Regions from separate parts of the Mus musculus genome. Here region 1 is linked to region 2. The links are chromatin loops, found by intact Hi-C in ENCODE. Cell type or tissue: left cerebral cortex. All regions are shown on one strand. Region 1 overlaps Rnf150 (ring finger protein 150). Region 2 overlaps Rnf150 (ring finger protein 150).

Evidence for each region. A loop is a pair of places that touch in the nucleus more often than their neighbours do. Peaks named below come from ENCODE experiments on the same cell type or tissue, not always from the same donor. Only the 100,000 strongest peaks of a DNase experiment are listed, where the experiment ranks them.
Region 1: a loop joins it to region 2, with 2.5 times the contacts of the local background. A loop is called at or near these places in 2 of 42 quality-filtered maps.

Annotation. Positions count from the first base shown.
Region 1 is chr8:83,036,536-83,041,535 of GRCm38, reverse strand. All of the region lies in intron 5 of Rnf150 (ring finger protein 150), which reads right to left. Among named protein-coding and RNA genes, the nearest start is that of Tbc1d9, 130 kb to the left of the region's middle. In left cerebral cortex, no CTCF peak of the experiment used is centred here; a DNase peak (open chromatin) is centred at 2,767; H3K27ac peaks cover 467 bases.
Region 2 is chr8:82,961,699-82,966,698 of GRCm38, reverse strand. The region is part of intron 1 of Rnf150 (ring finger protein 150); the gene reads right to left. Among named protein-coding and RNA genes, the nearest start is that of Rnf150, 100 kb to the right of the region's middle. In left cerebral cortex, no CTCF peak of the experiment used is centred here; DNase peaks (open chromatin) are centred at 938 and 1,983.

The DNA.
Region 1 (5,000 bases), 75 kb before region 2:
TTTCTTGTCCCTTGGCTTTTGGTATCTCTGTCAAACACTTAGCTCGTCAGAAGGCAGCTTGCAGAATGATCAAGTCACTGTTCACCAAATGTGTTGATTTTGATTTTGAATGGGCAACAGTCATTCTTATCAACATTTCTCTCCACTCAGCCTCTCTATCTCCAGGTAGTTTCTTTTCTCCTATATGCTCGCTCACCCGAGGCTCCAGTGTAAAAACACCAATGATCACAATACCTACAACAACAACATCATCAATCACAGCTTCAGCAACCACAACATCTACAGCAAGAACCATGTCATCCGTCAACAACCTCAACACCTACAGCTACATCCACAATAGCATCAATAGCCACAACATCAGCCACCACGACAAGAATATCAACAACAACATCTATAGCAACCACACCATCAACAGCCACCTCTACCATCACCATAGCCACAGAAAAAGACCATAAGAGAGGCAAGAGTCTTCTCTCTGTGCCGAGAACAGGGTATACGAATCAGCATGACAAAACATACCATACAGCCCAGCCTAGCGTCTTACTCTGGCCTCACCATCAACCTTTGGAAAGAAAGCACACACATGTCCCCTTCACTCAATGTTCATCTTATACTGTTCCTTTGCCCAGATGACATTTGCCTATCATCTTCCTGTTTCCATCCTAAGGTTTCAAACTGACTCCTGGTGATGGTTAATCTCCTTTAATTCCCCAGTGTCACCATTTCTAAGGAGGGCTTCCTCCCAGGTAGAGGTCTTTGATCCTGTGGTGTCCCCTGGGGTTTTGGGGGTCATTTGTCAACATGCTGCTCTCAAGCACAGTTCATAAACATACCGATGAGCAGCATCCACATTGCCTTGGTTTTGCCTCCTAGGCTTCCACACCAGGCCACAATGATTAGATGCTGAGTAAATATCGATTTGAGTGTTTTGTGTGCTTCTCAGATTTCTGTTCTCAAAACTTAGGCATATTAAAGTCTTGCCAGCATCAGTGACAGAAGGGTTTGAGAAAATACTTTAAGAACTATAAAGTTCTGTGCAAAACTGAGATATGCTATGTAAAGGTTGTTATTAAACAAAACACTTAAGCATTGGGTGGAAGAGATTTCACTAGGGGCAGGCAGTGCTAACCATTTTCACAAACACAAAGAGTCCAATGCATGGGTATGCAACAACAACTTGTGCAAACTTTGAAATTGTCACCCTGTTTGTTGACATTGGTGGTTCTTTTTTTTTTTCCATGCCCCAGCTTTGGTACAGCATATTTCTTAACAAAGTTCTTACTATGGGGGTTTGGAGAAACTCTGCTCTTTTCTTCAGAGAAAGGGGAGCAGAGATACTTAGTGGACTGATCAATGGTAGCAGGTCTTACTGCCTTGGAAGTAACAGGTAACAAATTAACCTTCTAAAACCAAAACCTTCTAGAACCTCCCAAGTTATATTCAATCTGAATAGATAGCCAGAAAATTTTCTACCTCTTGAAAAAAAACAGTAATCAAACTGTCTAGTTACTGAAATTTAAGGAAGCATGGGAAAAACACTCAGATAAATCAGTGGCCAATAATTAGAAGCTTGCTACTGCACTAGCTCTACAGGGCTTTCTGTTCAATGGTGCTTAGAGTCCTATTCACATCTGGAGAACAATGATGTAGGAGGTGTTTCCTGACCTCTGAAACCTGGATCCTTTGACAGATGGGTGGAGGAATCAGGAAAACTACTCTTCTGTAAGGGAGACTATTCTGTAGATAAAGCACTACCATGTAGGCCAAGGGGAGAAAACTTCGGAAATAAGGAACTCCTCCCTTGTAATTCATTGTAAAATTGAATGAATTTCTTAGAAATGAAATAAAAACAAACTCTTCCTCCTCCCTACTATATTTTTGACAAAATGTTATTGAAAAATATGCATTGCTATGAGGATTTCATCTGTCATGAGATGTGGTCTCATTGTTTAGCCCATTGTGGGGAAAGTACAATGTACAATGTTGTCTCCAGCTCGGGTTTTGACTCAAGTGCTGTGTATTTGTATATTTAGGTACATATGGACTGAGCTAAAAATAACACAAATACAAAGAAATATAGTACACCCAAAACACCTGGATTTGAACAGTCAAATGAGTCGAAATCACAACTACATCATCCACGAGTTGATATTCTTCCAAGGAGAGCTGGGGTGTAATCCATAAGTGTGATTTTGTGACTGATAGCATTCAAGACTCTCAAGGGCTCCAGTTCCTCAAAAGCTCTCTGCACAGCCAGGGATACAGAGGTGAAGGACTGACAGGCATCACTGTGCAGAGGTGGGCTCTTCCCAATGGTCCTTAAATAAGAAATCCCCAGTGCAGTATGGTGGTGCATAACTGTAATCCCAGGGATCCTTGGAAGTCTGAGGCAGGAGGATCACAACTTTAAGATCAGTCTGAGTTACCTAGGGAGAATCTGTCTGAAGAAGACAAGACAAGACTAGACTAAGCTAAAATAAACTAATTTAGAATATGGGAAGAAATTAAGACCATTTCCTTAAACTGCCTTAAAGAAGTGATGGTGTAAGTAATGTCTCCTAATTCACACAGCTCTGTGCTAGTTTAGTCATGTGTAACATTTAAGAATGAAATAAGGGATCATGGTGGTGCATAACCATATGATGGAATCTTGAATTCCTCCCAGATCCTGAATCTGTCTTCACCAGGACAAAAGAGAGCCCCGGGAACCAGAAGGACAGCCACGTGCCTTGATGCTTCTCCAGGAGCCGCTCACGGTGCACGAGCCTCGTTCTTCACGGGGACGTTCTGTTCTGTGGGCTGAGGACGGATGTGTCATGTTCTTCAGCTGGCTTATCCTTGGCAAAGCCCAAAGATGCTGCCGATGTTTATTTTTCTGGGAGTTGAGTATGCTAAGTTAAATCTAACAGACTTGTTAGGCATCAGACCTTCAGCCAGAGTGTCCAACTGCTAACAATTAAAACATTTAGTTTGGAAGTAAGCCAAAAGGCTACTCAGTATTTCTATTTTAGAAATAATTAACATCAATATTTGGAGTCCAATAAGAAGTAGCTTCTGAAGAAATTATACTTCTATGGGGGGAATAATCTGGAATCAAATATTCAACATAAATTTTAAGTACAGAGCAAGGTCGTCTTTTTTTTTTTCATACCTGTCTTGAACAAAGGGACCAGGGCTGACATGGAGGTGGAGTTACAGGGATCCGGAAATGATGCTCGTATGCATAAATGAAAGTATACAACACGCTTATGTAAGCACACACATATAAGCACATACATGTGAACAAGAAACACATGAAGTAACATAATGCACACATGTCAGTATATACTCATATACATGCAGGCCAAACATGCGTGCACATAAGGGCACACATACTTGCTTTCATGTGAGAAGCTGCATGCTTGCATGTAAGTGAGAGACTAGAGTTAGACAAATTCACCTGGAGGCAGACAGCTAGGGAGAAGTGTTATGGCTAGGTAAAAAACTAAATCTCCAAGATGGGCAGCTTCGTCCTTCTGTGTTTTCCCTGCATACTTCATGGATTTGGTGGCCTGGTTTGTTTCCTGTCCTCATTGGCCCAGAGAGGACAATAACCAGCAGATGGTGTCTCACTAGCTACCATTGGTGGTGCTTACTTGGTACAATCCTGGGAAAGGCTTTCCCTGTAGCATCTTCCTGCTGGTGGCATCTTCCTACCAGCTTCTGTCTCCCACCAGCCCCCACTGATGGACTGGCCAGATCAGTACATTATCACACAACAGTTGTAGACCAATCAGCCTGTCTTTCTTCAAACTGACCAACTCTAAAGTAGGGGGGGAAGACTCTTCAGGAGCTTTAAAATCCCCAGCCCTCTGGAAGGGTCTAGATGTTTGCTTTGCCAAGTCCCCCTCTGCTGTGCAATCCTTTTCCCTGAATCTGCAGCATGTTTATCCTTGGCAAAGCCCAAAGCATCTTTCTTCATCCTCAATAAACACCTTCCTTCAGCAGCTGATTCTGCCTGTGTTGCTCAAGATTTCTCTGGTGCCACCTCTTGTGCGTCAATTCCAGCCTTTCAATTCTTTAGCTGACAGAGAAGACAAACCCAATGTCATATGCAATCACACTCACATGCACACACTCAGTTGCATACACATATACAAGCAAAGGTATCCATGCATCCATGCAAGCATACACACTTGCAAGAAAATGTGTACACACTTTCCTTCTTCCTTAAAATAATCAGGTACGGCCAGAACCGTGAAAGGCACAGTCGCCGGCATGTGGTAGATGTGAATTTCCTCTCACATCCATGTGTGCCCTGTTCGTGCACAACTCTGAACTGAAAATTTAGTACACCGTGAATAAAATCTACCTCAGAGCTCCAGTGTCTTGAGTGGATTTGTGGTTGGTGGATCAACTGCCATTGAGGAAGCTGGCACAGGCAGCCAAGCCAGCCAAAGCAGGTTGGGGACATTGTCCAACAGAGCCCTCTGATAGTCCTAATTAGCCCTTTGGCATGCAAGAACACTTTGATGTGTGATCTGGCCCTCATTCTTTAGTGACTTCCTGAACCATTACCATTCTCTTTATTCTTTGTCAATAGGAGTGGCAACAGACAGGTGGTAGCAAGGTGGGGGAGGGGTGGGCAGGTTTGAGCTGGTTTCTTTGTTCGGTTAGGAGGTTCTTTTTAGTCAGGGCTTGTGTTTCTTCATGTCTCCCTGTGCACTTCTTAGGTTTGGTGGCCTGGCTTGTTTCCTGTCCTCATAGGCCCAGAGAGGATGACACCCAGCAGCTGGTGTTCACTTGATATAATCCTGGGAAAGGCTTTCCCTGGAGCATCAAGCCAGCTGGCAGGATTCTGGCCCTAAGGAGAGTCACTAAATGTCAGAAAACACATGGGTTTGAGAAGCAGCTTTATGGCAGGGTTGGATCTAAGTGGCTCTGATTTCCTCTTTGCTCAAAGTCTCCAGAGAGGTGAGTTTAGCGGATGCTTTGAGTTGCCGTCTTGTTCTTGGTCCTCT
Region 2 (5,000 bases):
CATGAGGCACCACCACCCTGCTAAAATCTTGTCTTTCAATGTAAATTTTGTTTGAATGGTCAAGAGAATTTTATTTGGATAAATGCTTTCCCTCTGGGTTTTCTTCCTTTTAATTTGCTAGAACCACAAAAAGCAGCAAATGTAAATAATATAAAATATATTTAGAATGATAATAGAGAACAACTTCAGTTGAGCTCTTCAGGATGCAGAGTGTAATAAGTACTAAGGAATGACTCTCATAGTGGCAATTTATCTGTAGCCTTTAATGTTGCTACCGGGGCAAAGAACTAAAGATCATCCCAGTTTTATTTCTATTTTAATAGTGGTGCTAAATAAATATCCGAAATGCAGACTCACCCATTAAGGTACAAGCCATATATTTCCCATATCTGTGTCCATTAAGTTTATGCTGAACTGTCTCTCCTGCTTATGCCAATACTTGTACAAAGCCAGCACACCCTTGAAAGTCTATTTGTAAAAAATGCAGAACGAACTAAATTCTGTGTTGTACCATCAAAGCTGACTCTCCCAGCATCTGTCCTCGTCTTTCTCTTGCGTGTTGTTTAATTTAGATCCTCCCTCCTGACTTTTTGTCAGACCATTTCAGACTTCTCATAGGTCACAAATTCTGGCTCATGATTACAGTACACTTTCCTTGGCTTTTTCAATTCCTAAATCTCATGTTCAGTCCTTGGTAGAGATTTGCATTTCCCACCTTTTAGTTGTACAAGATAAAGACAAAGCCTAATTTAAGACAGTTTTGTTTGCTCCTTAGTTTGCTTTTTGGAGTTTCCCACTGATTGTTTTTCTGCTTGTCACCACCTGGCTTTATAACAAAATCCAAATGTACAGACGTGTTATTTATGTTAGCAATGAGCGTGGGAGTTGGTTTGTTTAGTGGAGGAAATAGAGAAGAAGTGGAGGAGACGAAGCGCTCCAGTCTGCTGTGTTTCAGTTAGGACAGGTTCCCTAAAAATTGAACATTTTACTCCTTAGCTGCTCAAAATCTAAAGTGCATCTTCTTTATGATGAGGGGTGACTTGATGAGGGTAGAACTTCCACGGACCTCTTCTGCAATTCTCAAAGCAAAGCCTGCAGAGACCAAAGAAGGGCCGAGGGTTCTGATGAAACTGACAGAAGGAGGCGTCATCTCTCCAGCTAAATTCCTAGGCACTTTGTGGATCATCTCCATATAGTGTGTGCTTCTGAAATTCTTCAAACAAGGGAAACAACTGGCAAGAAGTGAAAATGCCTCCGACCAAATTCATCAGTACACACAAAATAAGGTATGAGTGTACACAGTAGGAAGAGGGCTCTGATAATGACGTGTTTGTTGTTAAAAATATGGTTTTAAGGGCAGAGAATTAAATTCTAAGAATGACGTTAATAACTTAAATCTCTCCTGATTTTATAAAATAATATTTATGAATGCTTTTGCCAAAGAGGATTTTAAGCAGTGTGGAATGCAGCTTTGTGCACCTTTCTGGTGTTAAATTTACTCATTCCATACAACATTTGTGTGTGCGTGTGTGTGCATGTGTGTGTATGTGTGTTTCTATCTGTTTTATATTTATAATAATGACCAGCAGAGCAACTAAAACTTGTTCCTAGCTTGAGTTCCCATTTTAGGTTGGGGAATACAATATCTTGGTCCCAATTAACTTCATTACAGACAATATGGTAGTCAAAGCAGAATACTTACTGAGATAGAATTTTGAGCCTCAGAAATGGTTCTCAACCAGGGTTTCCTTTGTGCCCTTCCCCCACCCCACCCTCCCACCTCCACCTCTGTCAGTGTAGGAGCGTATGCACAACTTGTTCATGATGAAGTGCTCACCAGATCAGGTTATCTGATTCCTATCTTAGCTCCATCAACACTCTCCCATCCTAAGAACAGATCTATGATGTCAACCCTTATCCATCTGCTGTCCTTACCTCCTTCCTCTTCTCAGTCTCAAGCTGTGCCACACTAAACCATTAAGAGCCTGGGTGAAAACCATGTGGTTATATAAACACTCACTATTTCTGTCTTATGAAAACACTTCCTCGTGAGTTATTCAATATGCTTCTCACATCAGAGGATGTATGTCCTTCTTGGGATGGCACTGAAAATGTTCCTATTTAATCTACCCCCCCAGCCCCTGCCATGATAAATTGCTAAACTTTTCATATAGGGTGGCTGTAGATCCCCAGGAAATAGGAATTAAATTTCAACAAGGTGCAAAACTATTAAGCAAGGTAGAGGCAGCTGTAATGTGGTAGGGTAAACTGAGGGAAGTCTAGGAGGAAGTTGGGCTCCTGTTTCAGCCCTGTCACCCAGAGTTCCCCACCCTCATGGATCCACCATCTTCTCAATAGCAAAAGTCAGCTTCAGTGATCTCAACAGAGTTTTCTTAGTTGTAATGTTAGAGGAAACATTACTTGCAGTAGTCACAACATACTTGGTGTCCTGCTGCACTGGGTAGTCTGACCTATGCACCAAGAGTCCGTCTCCAAAATGCAAGAGCTGGGACAAAGCTCAGTGGTAGAGCACTTGCCTAGGTAGCACAGACTCAGCACTGGAAGCAATGCCTACCACTGCCAGGAAGACCAATGAGTTGAAAGGATGAATCAAGAGTCAGATCTGTCATCACCACACTAAAGCCACTGTAACTCAGAGATGGCAGAACTTGTTTCTACACAAAATTACTTACTACGCAATGTTCCAACTCTGAGAGTTGTTAAGGACTGGATTTTGAAAAGGAAGGCAAAGACAGGCTATGGGACTATTTATAAGAGGCAAACGCACAGTATATTATCATCTTACATGGTGCCATCCTTCAGGAAGACATGGGTACACGGTGCAAATCTCTTAGGAGAGGTGAAAGGGGAGAGCAGAGCCCACCCATGGCCACATTTAATCCATCCTGTAGTGGATTGCTCTGATGCTGCTTGTATTCTAATGCTAAATACTGGTTCCTCAAGATGCAGTTGCTCCTGAAGAGCAGATCCTCACATACTCAAATGATGCCATGTGAACCCTCTTCCCAATTTAGCTGGTCAACAAAAGGCTAGAGCCTGTGATTCAGCAGTAGAGGGAGAAAGGTGGAACTGGAGGTTGCAGAAAGAAAAAAGAGAAGAGGAGGAAGCCACCATGGACCCGAAGCCCCCATGGACCAGAACCACATGGCCAGGAGCTACAGCAAGTAACAAGGGTAATTGTAGCTGGGGAGTAGGTTAGTATAGCCCTAGATCTGCCCAACCTAATTTATAACCATATGGCTTATAAATAAAATATCTCAATGGCATGCTTTTTATACAGGCTTATTAGGATTAAAATTCTAACTACACATACTGCCAGGACCAATCCCTTGATGAAATCCTCAGATGGATTGACGGGTAGGACATGAGAGGGTTGGAGAAGAGAGGGGACTTGATTCTCACTTTCCCCATCTTCCAATTCCACTTTGGTCACATTTTCTACACTCCAATCCTTTACTCATGAACCCTCAAATCCTGAGCCCCCCCCCCCAGGAAGGGGAGCGAGGCCACAGAGATATCTGTTTATCAAGAGGAACCTCAGGACTTTGTGGTTTTCTATACCACAGAGAAGTGGATCCTAAGAGAAGCCCAGGTGATGGCAAGGATTTACTTCTTTCTCATCCAACACTTCACTCCCACAATGCTCTCCTTTCCACTCTTCATTACTTCCGTTTGGTTTGAGAAGGCCCTTGAATTGGCCCATCAGAATCCTCCTGATGGCTTAGATTTCAGAATAGCCTGCGGACACCACCCAGAGAGAAAGGCTGACTCTCACATGAGCTGAACAAAGGGTCAAGGAGTTGTGACCATAAGCTAATTTGGATTCTGAGTTTAGCTTTTCTGGGAGACACATCCAGGTCAGTGGTTCTGGGCTCTCCTCAGTTCCTTTACTCAGCAAGTATCTACTGGGCACTTACAATGTGCTGGGCTCTGTCTGGTGTGGATTACAACAGTGAGCAAAATATGTGTGTGGTCCCAATATTCATGGTGCTTAAAGTTTAATGGGAGTGACAGAGATTGACTTAAACCTCTCCTAGTAAATATATAATTGGAAACTGTGATAACTAATTATAAAAAAGTAAGATTCTGTAAGAATGTTCTAGAAGCAAGCCTTCTGCAGGACCTGAAATCAGGAAAGGCTTTCTGGAAGGTTCCTGACACTGAGCTCCGAAGACTGAGTAGAAAATGTCTCAGCAGAGGAGAGGTGGCAGGCAGAGGGAGAATGAAGAGGCAGGCAACTGTAACACCTTGAACTTTAAAGTCAAGTCTATAATTTTCTACTCTCTCTTATCCAAATGTCACTAATAGAATTATGTCTGAAAGCTGCCATTGTTGGTGAGAACACTGTGGTAAGGTCAGAGTTTGAAGATCCAGGTGAGCGTGGAGACAGAATTCTGTTCTCTTTTCTTTCCCCCTTTCTCTTTGAGATGGGCTCTCATGGGGCAGCCCAGGCTGACCTTGTATTGATGATCCCACTTCTCCAGACTGCTGTGTGCTGGGGTGACAGGCGAGCACCAGTATGGTAGAAGCATGATTCTGATCAGTGATCCTTGGGTTGCAGGTGCTATATCTTATCACACCTCTTTTTGTACTTTGTAGCTACAGAATCACTCGATGGAATACGGTTCTAAAACATTGTCTTGTGACGTGGGTTTCAAGAGTTACTGCATTTGTAATGTGAGTATTACTCCTATTTGTTTTAAAAAATATTTTTAACCTGGTTATTTCTAGAGAGCCTCAGAAAACTAAAATCTGCTTGCCTTTATCCAGGTCTGATTTACTAATAGGCCAATGATTACAGCAGACTATTCCCTTGAAAAAAAAACTCCAGGGAAGGGTGTGTGCATGTGCAAATGTGTGTCCACACATGTGTGCAGAGGCCAGAAACCAGCCTCAGTTATTATTTGTTAAAAGCACCCACCTGTCTATTTTAAACAGATTGTCTCACTGGTATCTAGAATTTGTCGACTGGGCTGGGC